Regions from separate parts of the Homo sapiens genome. Here region 2 is linked to region 1. Evidence: chromatin loops called from intact Hi-C (ENCODE). Cell type or tissue: endothelial cell of umbilical vein. All regions are shown on one strand.

What was found. Peaks named below come from ENCODE experiments on the same cell type or tissue, not always from the same donor. Only the 100,000 strongest peaks of a DNase experiment are listed, where the experiment ranks them.
Region 2: a loop joins it to region 1, with 7 times the contacts of the local background. A loop is called at or near these places in 10 of 110 quality-filtered maps.

The regions. Positions count from the first base shown.
Region 1 is chr5:38,552,467-38,560,466 of GRCh38, reverse strand. It overlaps LIFR (LIF receptor subunit alpha), which reads left to right and starts at 3,821. Exons shown (of 20, transcript NM_001127671.2): 1 at 3,821-4,133. It overlaps LIFR-AS1 (LIFR antisense RNA 1), which reads right to left and starts at 3,681. Exons shown (of 9, transcript NR_103554.1): 1 at 1,290-3,681. MIR3650 (microRNA 3650) reads left to right here and starts at 2,906; the gene lies at 2,906-2,965. RefSeq lists enhancers at 3,435-3,544, 2,897-3,680. In endothelial cell of umbilical vein, no CTCF peak of the experiment used is centred here; DNase peaks (open chromatin) are centred at 3,166 and 3,266; H3K4me3 peaks cover 2,717 bases; H3K27ac peaks cover 808 bases.
Region 2 is chr5:38,779,601-38,787,600 of GRCh38, reverse strand. All of the region lies in intron 2 of OSMR-DT (OSMR divergent transcript), which reads left to right. LOC107986414 (a long non-coding RNA gene) reads right to left here and starts at 4,306. Exons shown (of 2, transcript XR_007058740.1): 1 at 4,077-4,306. In endothelial cell of umbilical vein, no CTCF peak of the experiment used is centred here; DNase peaks (open chromatin) are centred at 4,400 and 6,500; H3K27ac peaks cover 1,169 bases.

The DNA.
Region 1 (8,000 bases):
AGCAGATACTATTTTTGATGGTCTTTGTCATATTTTTCATGTCTCTCAAATAGCATTCCAAACCACTTTGGGTAAAGAACATAAAATCTAGAGAAAATTATCTGATTACTCTCAAATGTCTTCATGTTACAGGGATATAATTAAAGTTTTGAATCTTGTCCAACACTGTGCTCAAAAATAAACCAATTTAAGTCTACATTTATCAGTCAGGCTTAAAATGAAAAAAAGTTTCACTCATTTCAATTATTCACCGGTTAATAAACTATGCTTAATTTGTAGAATGTTTTTTTTTTTGCTTCCAAAATTTATTCCAGGAACACAGCCATATCTTCTCCTGCTGACTGATAAACACTATATATATTAGATCACACATAGAGAAGCCTGTTTAAGGGTCAAGATGTAGGTGATTTAATGAAAAAACCACCATCAACTCAAGGTTGCTGTTTCTGTGAGTAATTGATCTGTTCAAAAAACAAAGCGTTTCATTTCCAGAACTTTCATTACAGGTGTGACTATGATTTTTGTTTCATTTAAACATTATTATATAATGATGCATTTCAAATGCAATAGCATTTACAAAAAAGAAAATAAATTATCAAAACAAAAACAGAAAGAAGAGCCAGTAGCTGGGAAGAAGATCACAGACGTTTAGCACAAAATAATTAACTAAGAAGTCAATTCTGCTTATCCAGCAAGTACTTACAGCTCAACATTTTGCTACTTCAGTCCCATTCAATTTTAGCTTGTGACAAAACCTACACTTTTACTTCAGTTTTGTGACTTACTCTGTTTCATTATTTTATTTATTCAACAAACACTTATGGAGATAAGGCTCGTTGTATTATGCAATATAAGCATCAAACAAAGTACGTTCTTGTTCTGATACTTATTTTGCAACACTTCATGAAATTGCAAAAAGTAAATATTATATAAATTAGAATTTACAACACAGACTGGTCTATGACAAAGTAAGTAAAAATAGTCTCAATCCATGAGACTTGAAATTGAGCTGAAATTCCTTCAGGAGTCCATATGGATTAATTCAGATTTTTATACAACAGATAAGAAAAATTTATTCTTGACAGCACAGACAGCAGTCAGGTGCCCCAAGCTGGGTTATGGCCTGGTCAAATATTGCTAACATATTTTTAAAGCTCTTGCTTTGTTACAGAAACTCCGTTTTTCCTCACGAAACAGTGCGTATACCGCAACTCTTCAAATTGTACCTCAGTATGGTGTAAGGAATGTGGTGTTCCTTAGAAGCTGTGGCAAATCCCTAAATTTCTTACCTGTAAAATGGGTATACATGGAAGGCAGGTCTTCTGTGAAGCTCACACAGCATAAACTTTCGGGCATCTTCTCTAGGCCTCCATCCCAGGCCTTGGCAGGAGCCTTGGCGATACATTCACCTGGTCATATGTTTATGTACAATTTGCAAAAGCAATATATTGTCACCACAATTAGCTGAGACTGAGGTCTCTTTCCACTAGGACTTTCCCTCTGCCATTTTCCCTTCTATTGGGTGGTGCTAGGGCAGCCTGGACATGCTGTGGGATAGGGTCAGGCTTTGTGTTCCTACCCAAACCTCATCTTGAATTGTAATCCTCACTTGTTAGGGAGAGAAATGACTTGATTATGGGGACAGTTTTCCCGTGTTGTTCTCGTGATAGTAACTGAATTCTCACGCGATCTGACGGTTTTGTGTTTGGCAAGTTCCTCCGCTCACAATTCTTTCCGCTTCCTTGTGAAGAAGGTACTTGCTTCTCCTTCCACCACGATTGTTAAGTTTCCTGAGGTCTCCCCAGCCATGTGGAACTGTGAGTCAATTAAACCTCTTTCCTTTATAAATTACCCAGTCTCGCGCAGTTCTTTATAGCAGTGTGAGAACGGACTAATACACAGTATTTGCTTTTTCTTTAAGAGGACCACCCAAATTGCATAAATTGCAGGCCCCACAAAACCTGCATTACCCCCTAAGTGTGAGAATAGTACCTATTTCACAGGTGTGCTGTGAGGATTAAGAGGTAATGGACACATGGTGTGTATCAGGTGGATGTTAGCCATTATCACTACTCTGAATCTCCATCTTTCTATTATAGCAAGGCCACAGAAATGAGCATTTTATGTAATATTCTTAAAACTAAATTCTTCTCATGGAATGGGATTTTTCAACCCCAGGCAACAGGGCCACATCATGTTTTTCTTGGGCTCTAGGCCTTTTTGCCTTCGTTGAGCCCCTTACTCCATTAAAATATATATACATATACACACACACATATATACATACATTTTAAGATTGTATTAGCACAAAAACAAATATATTAATATATATTAAAATACTTTCTTAAACCTAAATTTTTTTTCCTTCTGATTTGAAAAGAAATTAAAATATTTTTTGTGGGCCTCTAAAAATATTGTGGACCTTAGGCACTGTGCCTAATGGAAAAGACAGTGACAGGATTGTGCAATATGAATAATGATAAATTTCCCAAACCATCAAGGACTCAAGAATAAGGGTAAACATCTTAAATGGGGTTGGTTTCGAGTACTTATAATAGAAAAATGTTATCCAAACAAGGTCTTAGGGGTAACAGGAGGCGTTTTTAGTGTTCAAAATACGCACATGGATGGAGTTGGCCATTAGGACGCTAATAGCGACCGTATCTAGCTGTGAAATACATATTTTTGTTTTGGGAGTCTACTTTTCAGTAAATGTCCTTTCAGGTGTTTTGTTGCCCATTTAATTACATGATCAACAAGGAAGAGTTATTTTACAAAACAAGCTTCATTTTGCCAATTTATAAATTGCTTTGGAGTTTCATCGAAAGGTCTTTAAAAAACACGTTGGCCTTGGTGCTGGTGCATCACATAAATCACAGATGAAACAAACAAGCCTGTTTCCTACTCAAGGTGTGTCTGTAGAGTCCTGACTGCGTGCCAGGGGCTCTGTCTGGCACATTTCTGAACTTTGCAAAATTAATTGTGCCGAAGAGAACACCATCAAACGCGTCCGGCATACAGCGTAAACATCTTCAGACCGTGATTCTGCGCCATCAAACGCTCTCCAGCTAATTTCATTTGGTGATTACTCTGCTAGAAAACCGAGGCCAAGTGAAACTGCGGAAATGGGAACAATGTACGGAGGAAAAATCTCACCCCATTAAGAGATCCGTTTCTTCTCCGCACAAATAAGCCCACCCCGCCTCCGAGGCAAGACTAGATGGCTCCAGGATACTCTCGGCGCGCCCGCTGGCCATCTCGGGCAGGGGAGCCCCACACCCGGCAGGAGGACCAGGACGCGAGCGGCGGCGCCTCGGCCCTGGGCTGTTTAGGTAATTCGCAAAGTCCCAACAATCATCCCCCTCTCCCAGAAGCTGGTTTTCTTGTGTGCAGTGGTTACAGAGGCGGCGAAAACACGGTTCCCCGCTTTCCTCTCCTCAAGGCACTGTTTGCAGCGGCAGCAGCGGCCGCATTCGGGGAGGCGCGGTCCTCCCCGCAGAGCCGTCGCGCACTCGGCCTTTCTCGAGGATTTGCCTGGGCTCGGCCGCCTCGCTCTCCCCTGCGCTTCCATGACCTTCTGAGAGCGGCCTCACCACCGGAGGCTCGGAGGAAGCACCACCCTCGGCGTCCGGGGCCCGTCGCGCGGCCGCGTTCCTCCGACTCCTTGGAGCACCCGCGCGCGCGGGCGCGCGGCCGGGGATCGGCGGGGGCGCGCGGGTTGGGGCGGGGCCGGGGCCGGGGGCAGGGGCGGGTCAGGGGCGGGGCCGGGCCCGCTGCGCCCCCAGCCGAGCGGCGTGCAGGCGCCGCCCCCGCGCGCCGCAGTCCCGGCTGGAGCGACTCGGCCGTGGCGGTGGCCGTTACCGTTGCCTCTGGGAGGCTCTGGCGGCGGCGGCGGCCCGCGGGGTTCGCGGAGCGCAGCGGGCCGCCCTTCGCCCGTGGCCGCCTCAAGCAGCCTCGCGCCGACACAGGGGAGGCGAGACGGCGGCTGCGGAGGCGGCGGCGCATTGTGCCCGGCCCCCTCCTTGGCGGCTCCTGCCCCCGGGCGGCTGTGGGATCTGGGCAGCCCCGGGGCGGCGGCCGAGGCTACAGAGCCGGCGGCAGGGGATGGCAAGATAGCGGCGCGGGAGCGTACCGTGAGTCCTGGGGGCGGGTGGGCGCGGCGCGGAGCAGGGGAGCCGCGGAGCCCCGAGCGGGGTCCCCAGGGGCGGCCCGGGCGGGGTGGGGCAGCGCTCCCAGCTCTGCGGAGCGTCCTAGGGGAGTGACCCCGGAGAGCGCCGCTCCGGGTCCCGCCGCTCTCCGCGCGCCCTTGGGTCACCCTCGTGTCCTGGGGGACGCGGACTCCAGCGCCCAGAACTTCTGCCCCACGCAGGGCAGTGAGTTCTGAGGCCAGAGGTTACCTGGGGGATGGGAGGGAGCTTGAAATGTTTTTCCTTCGGAGAGGTGACCTGCCAGGTGATTTCGTGCCCCTCTGCTTCAACTCCCCTTTAAACCTGTTCCTCGTCCTTTCTGTATCCGTAGTGCATTTGACTTACCTGTATTTTTATGTGCTAACTTCCGAAGGTGGTGTACTGGTTAAACCCAAAGTTAAAGTGTTGGAGGTCAAAGTTAGGCTTTGTGAAAGATGCCATTTCTGTTATGTTGTGTAAAAGCACAAAGCTGGATTCAGGAGTTCTGAGCGACACAAAACTGCACATCACGTGTTCTGAATTTACATGATTAATCTGAATTAATGTGATTTTTGCCCCCCACCCCCCACATTCCGCTACCAAAAATATATGAGGTCTTTTATTTGCAGTTGGGTATCTTTGTGTTCCTTTTTGAATGTTTAATGCAGTCAAATATTGTTATAACCTGTATTGTTATTGAGTGGCATTTATATGGAAATCGGTTCTTTGCATTTCTTTTTATGTGTCTTTAAAAGATACATTCTTTCAACAGAAAAGTTTCAGTTTAAAGTTTGTCTTCCGATTCCTGTTCAGTTTCAGATTAGTTTTTAATTTTAAAAAGTATTTGCTTGAAGTAAGATTAATGTGATATAGTAGTATCGTTTAGGCAGGGGTCCAGAAATGGTACAGAAATTAAATTTAAGGCAAACCTTTCCTTTTCACAAGTGGAAAAACCAAGGAGTTTTTTCAGCGCGAATGCTACTTGCCCTTCCCCTTACATGATTATTTTGTCACAGATCTGAAATTACATTTCACTGTTACCAGAGAGTTTCTTGTCTAAGCCTGGCAGAGAAAAGGAAGCCTAAGTATAATGTGTTTTTTAAAAACACGAGACCATTCTTTTAGTTGTCTTCTACGTTGACTTTATGCTTTATAGTCGGGGGCAACTGTTCATTTGGAAACTTCATTAGGGAGTTAGTTGCAAGCTCAATTTAAATATATGATGTGTTCCCAAGGTGATCGGAGCAGCTATTTCCTCTTCAAGAATTGAATTGAGACTTCTTTGCTTTGTAATAGGTGAGTGAGATCACTAGCAAGCCTCTTGATTAGTGGAGACTTGTATTCTCTTCTGGGGAATGAGAATCAGGGACTCTGCTGTTGAAGGAGCAAAACTTTTGTGATTTTTGAAAAATTTGCTTCTGAATGGTCATCCTTGACAAATATGTTGGTAATAGTGTGCATTTTTCTTACATTAATTGTGCAGCAGGTAATCTATTCACACTGGAGAAGATTCAATAGATATAAAAGATACGGAGTATACCTCTCTCCCATCATGTTCCACAGCTACTGGCTCCTTGTGTATGTCTTTCCAGACATAGCCTATGCTCATGTAAACATTCTGTACGTGTTCTTTTTGTTTGTATTCCTAAAGATGAGGACCCATTGTATACTGTGCACCAGCTCCCCCTGCCCCGCTTCCCTCCCCAGAGTACTAAATCATGGCAGTCTCCATTGGTATCTAAGAGAATCTGCCTCATTCTCTAACAGCTGCTGAGTACTCCATTAGGGATGGACCATAATTTATTTAATCTCTTCATTGTGATATATGTAGGTTGTTTCTAATAATTTGCTATGAAATTGTAAAGCATTAGTTTTTGAGGTTTTTAAGTGGATTTGGTTATTCCCAAAGGCCTAAAGGCAGTAGTCATTTGTTTCTTTATATCACCTTCCAGGAAATAAGTGTGCCTTCTCCCCAGCATACACTGTTTGCTTCTATATAACTTCACAGTAATCCATAAGAGTCTTTGGCATCTTTGCTGTGAAGTGGGAGCCATGATGGTCAGTAACTAAAGTCATTATTCCTTGGGTAACAACTTGGCTCTTTGTTTTAACAAAAGAAAAGAAGGAACAGATACACATTTTAAAGAATAATCTGAGGAAAAATTCTTAAGTGTTTAAATATTTTTGAACGTAGAGAGGCAGCTTGTACCTTTGATTAAATTGAAGATGAGGGTAGTTTATGTTTCATAAAATTCGGTTGCCATTAGGCACTCAAATCCCTGCCTTCTGTAGATTATCACCAGTATCTTATATTTTAATGTTAGTATAATATGGTTACAGATTTTACAGTTTATGATGGGGTTAATAACTTTTAAGGGGATGGATGCTTTTAAAACATACTTAGCTCTTGCTTTTCTTTAAAACAAAAAAATTGGGGTCTCGTCAGCATGCTCTTGAAAAAGAATAAATTGTAAAAGTAATGCTAATGCTAGAAATTGAGCCTAATACATTATAAAGCTTGAACATTAGCCAATGTTGAGCTTCAGTATTTTCATTATGCTTATTTTTGAGGGCTTTTAGGACTAGTGTAAGCTATCATAATCTTTTAAAATATATACATACATATAATATATATATATATATATATATATATATATATATATATATATATATATATAGTTTAAATGGTCCAAACTCCTCTTAGAATTTAAGGCATTCTCTTGCCTTTTATTTGGTACTGTTGTGATACAAAACTGCTAACGTTGTCTGTATTTTTTCTGAAATAGGTGTTTATTGGGCATCTGTTAATATTCCAGACAACTTTCTAGGGACTAAATTATGGCACTGCACAGGACAGACAGACCCTGCTATAATCTCAGCGAAGGAGATGGATAAGAAGCAAAGATACAATAAGTGATGGTGACTAGATAGTGCTAAGTGCTGTGAAAGAAAGCAATCAGGGTTGCATGGCAGAATGGGACAGGATGTGGGCTGCTGTTTTACATCAAGTGGCCTGAGAAGCCTCTCTGGGGTGGAGGGGTCTGAGCTGAGAGTTGAATGAGGGGGAAGAAGCCTATGATTTTGGAGATCTGAAAGAAGAGTGGCTTAGGCAGAGGGAAGGGCAAGTGCAAAGGCCCTGGAGCAGGACTGAGCCTTGCATACCTGAGGGACAGAGGACCACCTCTGTGGCTGGAGTTGGTGAAAGGAAAGGAGAGAGCTGCAGGCAGAAGAAGAGTGGGCTGGGGTTGGTGCCCATATGTGTTGCATGTCAAGAAATGTTTACAGACGTGGGAAAGATGTGAGTGGTGGAGTTCCTCTATAGGCTGGAAGCTCCAGGGGGCTAGCAACACATCTGCTTGTTACCCATTGCATTTGCAGCACCAGGAACCACCTTCATCACATAGTGGGCTATGAATAGTTATTGAGTAAATGAATAATTAGAGAATTTACGAAATAATCTTACCTGCTTTTGGTCAAAATACTTAGATTCGGGAGTCTTTTAGTTTTCCAGCTTGGCTCTGGCCTTTGACATCAGCCAATCGGTTATACTGTTATCACTTTTCTTTCAAATTATCACTTTTGTCAAACTGTTGCTTTAAGTCAATTACACTTGACTGCTCTTCCATGAAATTCAAGTGTAAAACCTTAAAAACAAACCTTTTCAGTAAATTATAGTGATTTATGAGAGATTTTCAGAAAGGTGAGCATTTTTATCTTTTATTTCCGTGGAATAGCCATTTGTATAAGTGTAAGAGTTCAAAGATGCCTTTTGTGTGTGGGTGTGTGTATTGAATGTTTTAATTCTTTGGGCCAGATGACAGACTAATGAGTAGA
Region 2 (8,000 bases), 230 kb before region 1:
TCCCACAATAGGTGGGAATTATGGGAGCTACAATTCAAGATGAGATTTGGGTGGGGCACAGCCAAACCATATCATTCCACACCTGGCCCCTCCCAAATTTCATGTCCTCACGTTTCAAAACCAATCATGCCTTCCCAACAATCCCCCAAAGTCTTAACCCATTTCAACATTAACTCAAAAGTCCACAGTCCAAAGTATAATCTGAGACAAGGCAAGTGCCTTCTGTCTGTGAGCCTGTAAAATCGAAAGCAAGTTAGTTACTTCCTAGATAAATGGGGATGCATGCATTGGGTAAATACACCCATTCCATATGGGAGAAACTGGCCAAAACAAAGGGGCTACAGGCCCCATGCAAGTCCAAAATCCAACACAGCAGTCAAATCTTAAAGCTCCAAAATGATCTCATTTGACTCCATGTCTCACATCCGGGTCACGCTGATGCAAGAGGTGGGTTCCCACGGTCTTGGGCAGCTCTGACCCTGATGGATTTTCAGGGTATAGCCTCCCTCCCAGCTGCTTTCATGGGCTGGCATTGAGCCTCTGTGGCATTTTCAGGCACGCAGTGCAAGCTGTTGGTGGATCTACCATTCTTGGGTCTGGAGGATGAAGGCCCTCTTCTCACAGCTCCACTAGGCAGTGCCCCAGTGGGGACTCACTGTGGAGGCTCCTACCCCACATTTCCCTTCCACACTGCCCTACAGAGGTTCTCCGTGAGGGTTCCACCCCTGCAGCCAACTTATGCCTGGACATCCAGGCATTTCCATGCATCCTCTGAAATCTAGGCAAGGGTTCCCAAACCTCAATTCTTGACTTCTGCACACTCACAAGCTCAACACCATGTGGAAGCTGCCAAGGCTTGGGTCTTGCACCCTCTGAAGTCATGGCTTGAAGTCATGGCTTGAGCTGTATCTTGGCCCCTTTTTGCCACAGCTGGAGCACCTGGGAGGCAGGGCCTCAAATCCCTAGGCTGCAAGAGTAGGAGGGCCTTGGGCCTGGCCTATGAAACCATTTTTTTCCTCCTAGGCCTCTGGGCCTGTAATGAGAGGGGCTGCTGTGAAGGTCTTTGACGCCCTGGAGACATTTTCCCCATTGTCTTGGTAAGTAACATTTGGCTCCTTGTTACTTTTGCAAATTTCTGCAGCCTGCTTGAATTTCTCCACAGAAAATGGGTTATTCTTTTCTATAGTATTGTCAGGCTGCAAATTTTCTGAACTTTTATGCTCTGCTTCCCTTTTAAACATAAGTTCCAATTCCAAACCATATCTTGGTGAATACATAAAACTGAATGCTTTTAACAGCACACAAGTCACCTCTTGAATGCTTTGCTGCTTAGAAATTTCTTCCACCAGTTGCCCTAAATCATCTCCCTCAAGTTCAAAGTTCCACAAATCTCTAGGGCAGGGTTAGAATACCACCAGTCTCTTTGCTAAATAACAGCAAGAGTCACCTTTGCTCTAGTTCCCAAAAAGTTCCTCATCTTCTTGTGAGACCACCTCAGCCTGGACTTTATTGTCCATATCACTATTAGCATTTTGGTCAAAGTCATTCAACAAGTCACTAGGAGGTTCCAAACTTTCCCACATCTCTCTGTCTTCTGAGCCCTCCAAACTGTTCCAACCTCTGCCTGTTACCAAGTTCCAAATCCACTTTCACATTTTTGGATATCTTTACAGAAGCACCCCACTACCTGGTGCCAATTAACTGTATTAGTCTGTTCTCATGCTACTAATAGAGACATACCTGAGACATGGTAATTTATAAAGGAAAGAGGTTTAATGGCCTCAAGTTCCATATGGCTGGGGAAGCCTCACAATCATGGTAGAAGGTGAAGAAAACCATCAGAAAACCTTTATAAAACCATCAGATCTTATTCACTATCCCAAGAACAGCATGGGAAAGACCCAACCCCATGATTCAATAATCCCCCACCAGGTCCCTCCCACGACTTGTGGGAATTATGGGAGCTACAAGATGAGATTTGGGTGGGGACACAGCCAAACCATATCAAAGGTATACCTCTATTATACCACTTTTGACCAATTATTTGTTTACAAAATGTTTTTCTACTAGAACATAAGTGCATTGAAGGCAGGGACACATTTTTGCTTTTTTAAAAACGTGTCCAAAGCCTAGCAAAGGATCTGAGACATGTAAGGTACTCCATCAATGGTAGTTGAATTAATCAATGAATGACTCAAACACTCAATTATTCCCATTGCCTATAGGAGGAAGTCTATTATTCAAAGCTTCTTACAAATCCTGTGTCTCACATTTCCCTAATGGATCTTCCTGTACATAGAACCAACTATCTATCCAACATATCTTGCATTCCCAGCCCTCTGCCCTCTTATTTATGCTATTCTTTTTGTCATGAATGTTATTTCTCTAGTCTTTCCACTTTAATATCATTTAAATAAATCTTTTTAAAAATATCTCATTTAAATCTCTCTTTTTAAGAACAAAATGCTCATAACATATTGCTCTGAATTCCTTAGTCTGTATATACACTAAGTTATATATAATATTATATATGTATATATAATCATGCATCATAGATACTTTATGCATATGTTCAAACCTTATGCATTTCAGATTGCCATGCTGTCTGTCATCTTCAAATCCTGTGCAGTGCCTATGGCAGTGCTATGCAAGTAGATGGCAATAAATGAAAACTTGCTAAATCAATGAGTGAGTGGCAGGTGACTGTCAGTTATGTGAGTGCAGGCTTCTTAGGAAGTCCTCTAATGCCATCCCAATCTCTCTAATAAAGTAAGTTAGGCTCAAAATACTACTTTTAAGGATTTATTCCTTTGGCTTCCTCTGAATTTATCCTCTTAGTCTCATTCTTAATTTTTATTATTCCAGGATGCTGGCAATGTTTTCCTCTTGATTCTTTAAAAGTAATGGTAGAACCAAATACCCTTCCTATGGTGGACATAAAGGGCTTCAAACATTGAATGAGGTCCTGCAACCAGAGGCCAGATTTCACATCGGTACACAGTGCCTTTTTAGGCACTCTTATAGAGATGACAGTTTTCATCTGTGATAAGATGAGGAGATAAATATGCGCAACTCTGTCAGTTGGTGCCTGCAGATTGTAAACGACAGTTCTCACAACAAATATCCACAGCTGTCCTATGATTTTTGGCCCCCACTTAATGTTGCATTTGCTCCAAAATAATTCTCCTTTGACCTGTTTAGGTTTAGCCTAGCCAAAAGGTACTTTAAACACAAACCAACCATTATTGGCCTTGTGAATGCAAGAGCCAATTCAAGCAAAATTATCAGTTTCCCAGGCTCTTTGGAAATTCCCTTGATGGTGAAGAGTAAAGTACATATCACCTATTGGGACTTTTGTAGGTTTTAGCTGAAGTCTCACCTTCAAAGGCCAATCCTGCCCTACCAAAATATTATAAATTCCAGACCCTGGATCGGAAGCCACCATCCTTAGAACACCTTCTAGTGTCTTTACAAACCCAAAGGCAACACCAACTGTCAATTTCCTATGAGGAGAAACATTCCCTTCCTCAAATTGTTTTCTCTTTGAACCTACCAGTTTTCAATCAATCATCTTTACGTTTAGGCGCATGTGTTTTTTGTAAACTCTTTCCACTTTGGAAAGCAGGCAAATGGCTTGCTCCTCTTCTCCTCAGCTCATCCCTGTATCAGCATAGCTAGCCTGACCCTAAAATCTGCCAACTTTGCAGATCCTTGTAGCAAAGAAGATATCAGAAACTGAAGAATACTGTCCTTCCTAAGCCCGGTCACTCTGTAGTGGTGAGCTGGGGATCTTGATCCAGGCAATATCTATTTCACAGAGAAATATGATTACTGAGTGAGGCTGAATGGGGACAGAGACTAGAAGTACGCATTTGTTGATTCAGCAAAGAAGACTCTGTCCTTCATAGAATATTCTCACCATCCTGGACTCCCTTTGCATCTTGCGAGGCTTACCTTTACCAATCACAGTCCACGGGGCTTTGTTATTCAGTCAGGCCTGTCAGTCTCATCCTGTCCCTGTGGAAAAGCAACTCAGCTGCACCACAAATGATTTTCAGTCCAGCCTAACATCTTACCAAATTTTCCAGCTGGATGGACAACAAGCCTCATGAGATTGAGAGATGTAACCCTGGGTTACAGAGTGAGTCAGTTACTCAGCTATGTTGTAAAATATGGGCCCATTCTGGCTTCCAGTACATCTCTCTAACCAGCAGACCACATAGTCCCTCTTCTGCAATAGGATCAGCTTGTCTGCAGAGAAATAGAATTAAGCTATTAGCAAGTGGTTTCTGCCTCTTGCAGAAGCACCAGCAACAATAGCCACTTCTACATAACGTTTTAAGAGAACTGTTTGTGTTGGCAGTGCTTCACTATATTACACATTCCTGCCACTTAATTGTCCTTGCAAAGATAAACAAAGACCTTCTGAAGCAGAGCTGGAAGCTCTATAACTCAGCCAACCAAATGTTTGTTAAATGGAGGAGGAAAAAAGGGGTTGGCTGTATATATTCAGCTGTACTCTGAAACCACACCATCTTGTCTACACAGTCAGCCATTTCCGGAACTTCTGTATCCCTCCCCTACTGCCTTCAATTCTGAGAGAAAGCTTAAAAATATTTTTTAATTCTTGATCTCATTATTATCAAACTACTTCCTCTGACCTTCAAAGCTGATTGGCAAGTTCAAAGCTCACACAAGGTTTAGTATCCACATTTTTGATGTTGCTCTTTAAACATAAAACTAATCATAGTGGATGTTGATGAAGATAGTGAACAAACTTTCAAATATCTTAGTTGACATTGGTAAAGGACCCCTATTAACTAAGAGCTTTGTGGGACATAGAACCAAACATGAGCTTCTCTTTTGATAAAGACAAGAAAAAAATTGTTGATACACAGTTTTTCTTCAACTCCTGTGTGCGGTTTCTGGCCCAAGAGCCAGGGCCAGATATGAAGGAAATTGAGTAAGTCAATTCCTGCCCACAATGAGTTAACAATCTAGCAGAATGGTGAAGTCATGAGTTTTAGAGGTGGCTGATACCTTTTTCATTGAGACAGAAAAATTACCCAGTGGCTTTCCTGGGTCTTTAGAAACATTGAAAATTAAGTCAGTTTCTGAAAGTCATATTTAGGGGTTGGGTGAGAGTAAGTGTGACATTCATTCTGGCCACACTGTATACTTCTGCAAGTAAGTTCATGTTTGTTATGCCCCATGTATTCTATTAATATCAGGAAACTCATCAACTGTGGGGAGGCCACTTTATGAATGTGGGTGTGTGTGAGAAGGAAATGGAAACTAAATCTCCCATCTGCAACTCTCAGCTGCTGATCTACTGATAGATATAAGAAGAAAATGCAAGGAAACTGGTTACTTTTAAATTACCTTTTATCATTGGATTGTTAGTAAACATGAATAAAATACAGGTGAGTATCCCTCATCCAAAATGTTCAAGACTAGAAGTTATTTCAGACTTTGGCTTTTTTTCAGATTTTGGAATATTTGCCTGTACATAATGAGATATCTTGGGGAAAGAATCCAAGTCTAAACACAAAATTCACTTGTTTTATATACACCTGGTACACATAGCCTGAAGGTAATTTTATATAAAATGTATGTACAATACAAAGTTTGTGTTATTTACATGTGAAATTTTCCACTTGTAGCATCATGTTGATGCTCAAAAAGTTGTGGATTTTGAAGCACTTTGAATTTCAAATTTTCAGATTAGGGACCTGAAAATAGCTAAAGTAGCTTAACCTGTGCTACTAAGCACAGGTTAAGAAGAAAATACGTTATAAGCTTTATGAATTAACTGAAGGAAAAAAGGGTGTCTTGAGGTGCAAAGGACCTAAGAGATGAACTGACCACTGCCTTTGCACGTGCTATTGCCTGTGTCTGGAACACCACCACTCTTTGCCTGGCTCACAGTTACTTTTTGTGTAGGTCTCAGTTTAAATGCCACCTCCTCGAGGAAGCCACCCTTAGTCCTTTCAAGTTCATACCCCTCCTGTGTGACCCCATATCCTTTCTCAGTCTCATAACACATAATTTATTGCATTTTGTTTGACATTACCCTACTCAGCACTGCTCAACATTGACCCAAGCTCTGTCAGAATAAAGACATTGTCTATTTCACATGTTTATGCCCAGAGACTAGCACACAGTAGGCTTATAATCAATATTTTTTTAAATGAAAGAACAAAATTATCTCTCTTCTTCATGAAAAGAAGGCAACAAGAAGTAGGTTTTAATAGTGCAGCTAGTAGAGGAGGGGCGAATTCATTTCCTATGGCTGGTATAACAAATTACTACAAACTGTGTGGCTTAAAAGATCAGAAATTTATTTTCTCACAGTTCTGGAGTCCAGGAGTCTGAAATCAGTATCCCTGGGTAGAATCAACACCAACACTAGGTGGTGTCCGCAGGGCTTCCCTGCCTCTGGATGCTCTTGGGGAGAATCTGTTTCTTGCCTCTTCCAGCTTCTAGTAGCTGCCAACATTCCTTGGCTTGTGGCCAAATCACTCCAAACTACAAAGTCAGCATCTCCAAATCTCTCTCTGCTCTGTCTTCACATTGCTTTGCCCTGCATGTATGTGTCAAATCTCCCTCTTCCTCTCTTTTAAGGATACATATGATTGTATTTAGGTCCCACTCAGATAAAATAGGATAATCTTCCTGTCTCAAGACCCTGAACTTAAGCAATATGCAAAGACTGCCTTATAAAATCCCATTCACAAGTTCCAGGAGGCTTAGAAAGAAAAAACATTTTCATGATGATAAAGGAGTTAGCAAGAAGAAGTAATTTGATAAAGAATAATACATTCATGCACTGCATATCAATGTTTCATTAAATGACAGACCACATATACAAGGGTGGTCCTATAAGATTATATTGGAGCTGAAAATTTCCTAATGCCTAGCAATTTTATAGGCATCATAATGTCATACCACAATTACTTTCTTTTTCATGAATTTAGTGAAGGCTAAGTGTATCATGTTTATAAAGTCTCCAGTAGTGTACAATAATATCCTAAGCCTTTACATTTATTCATCACTCACTCACTGACTCACCCAGGGCAACTTCCAGTCCTGCAAGCTCCATGCATGTTAAGTGCCCTGTATAGATGTAGCACTCTTTATCTCTTATACTGTATTTTTACTGTACCTTTCTATATTTAGATACACAAATACTTACCATTATGTTACAGTTGCCTCCAGTATTCTGCACAGCAAGATGCTGTACAGCTTTGTATCCTAGGAGCAATAGGCTATAACAGGTAGAGTAGGCCTGTGGTAGACTCTACTGTCTAGGTTTGTGTAAGTACACTCCATGATGCTCATACAATATCACCTAACAATGTTTCTCAGAACGCATTCCCTTCAGAAAGTGATGCATAATGGTATAACTGACAGAACGCTCAAAGCCTTTGAAAATGAAAAAGGCTTTGAAAGAGAAAATTAAAAAGAAGCTACAAAAACAGGAACCAAAATATTTCACTTGACAATCTAAAGAGGCAGACTCCATACCCCAATAGTTAAGAGCATAGGCACTGGAATCCAACTCCTGGTTAGAGTCTGGCTTCACCATACTCTGTCTGTATAACTTAGGGCAAGTTACTTAACTTTTCTGTGCTTCAATGTTTTCATCTTTAAAGTGGGGATAATAATAGTGCTTACTTCAGAGCATTGTGGTAAATGATTAATGACAACATATTAAGAGCTCGTAGAAGTGTTTGCTATTACCATTTTAAGAAAACCAGAAATCTACAAAAGAAGTGTGAATTTTTTAAAAAACAGAAGAAAGAAATAGCTGAAAGATATATATTGATAAGAAAAAAGGACTTTAAAATGATTAGCCAAGAAGAAAGGGTTAAAAAAACACATAAAAGATATAAGATATATATTTTAAAAAGCAAATTAAAAACATTTGCAACCACAATTTGAGGGGGAAAGAAGGTAAATATGTTGCATATCAGAAGAAAGACCAAGACTATAATTGA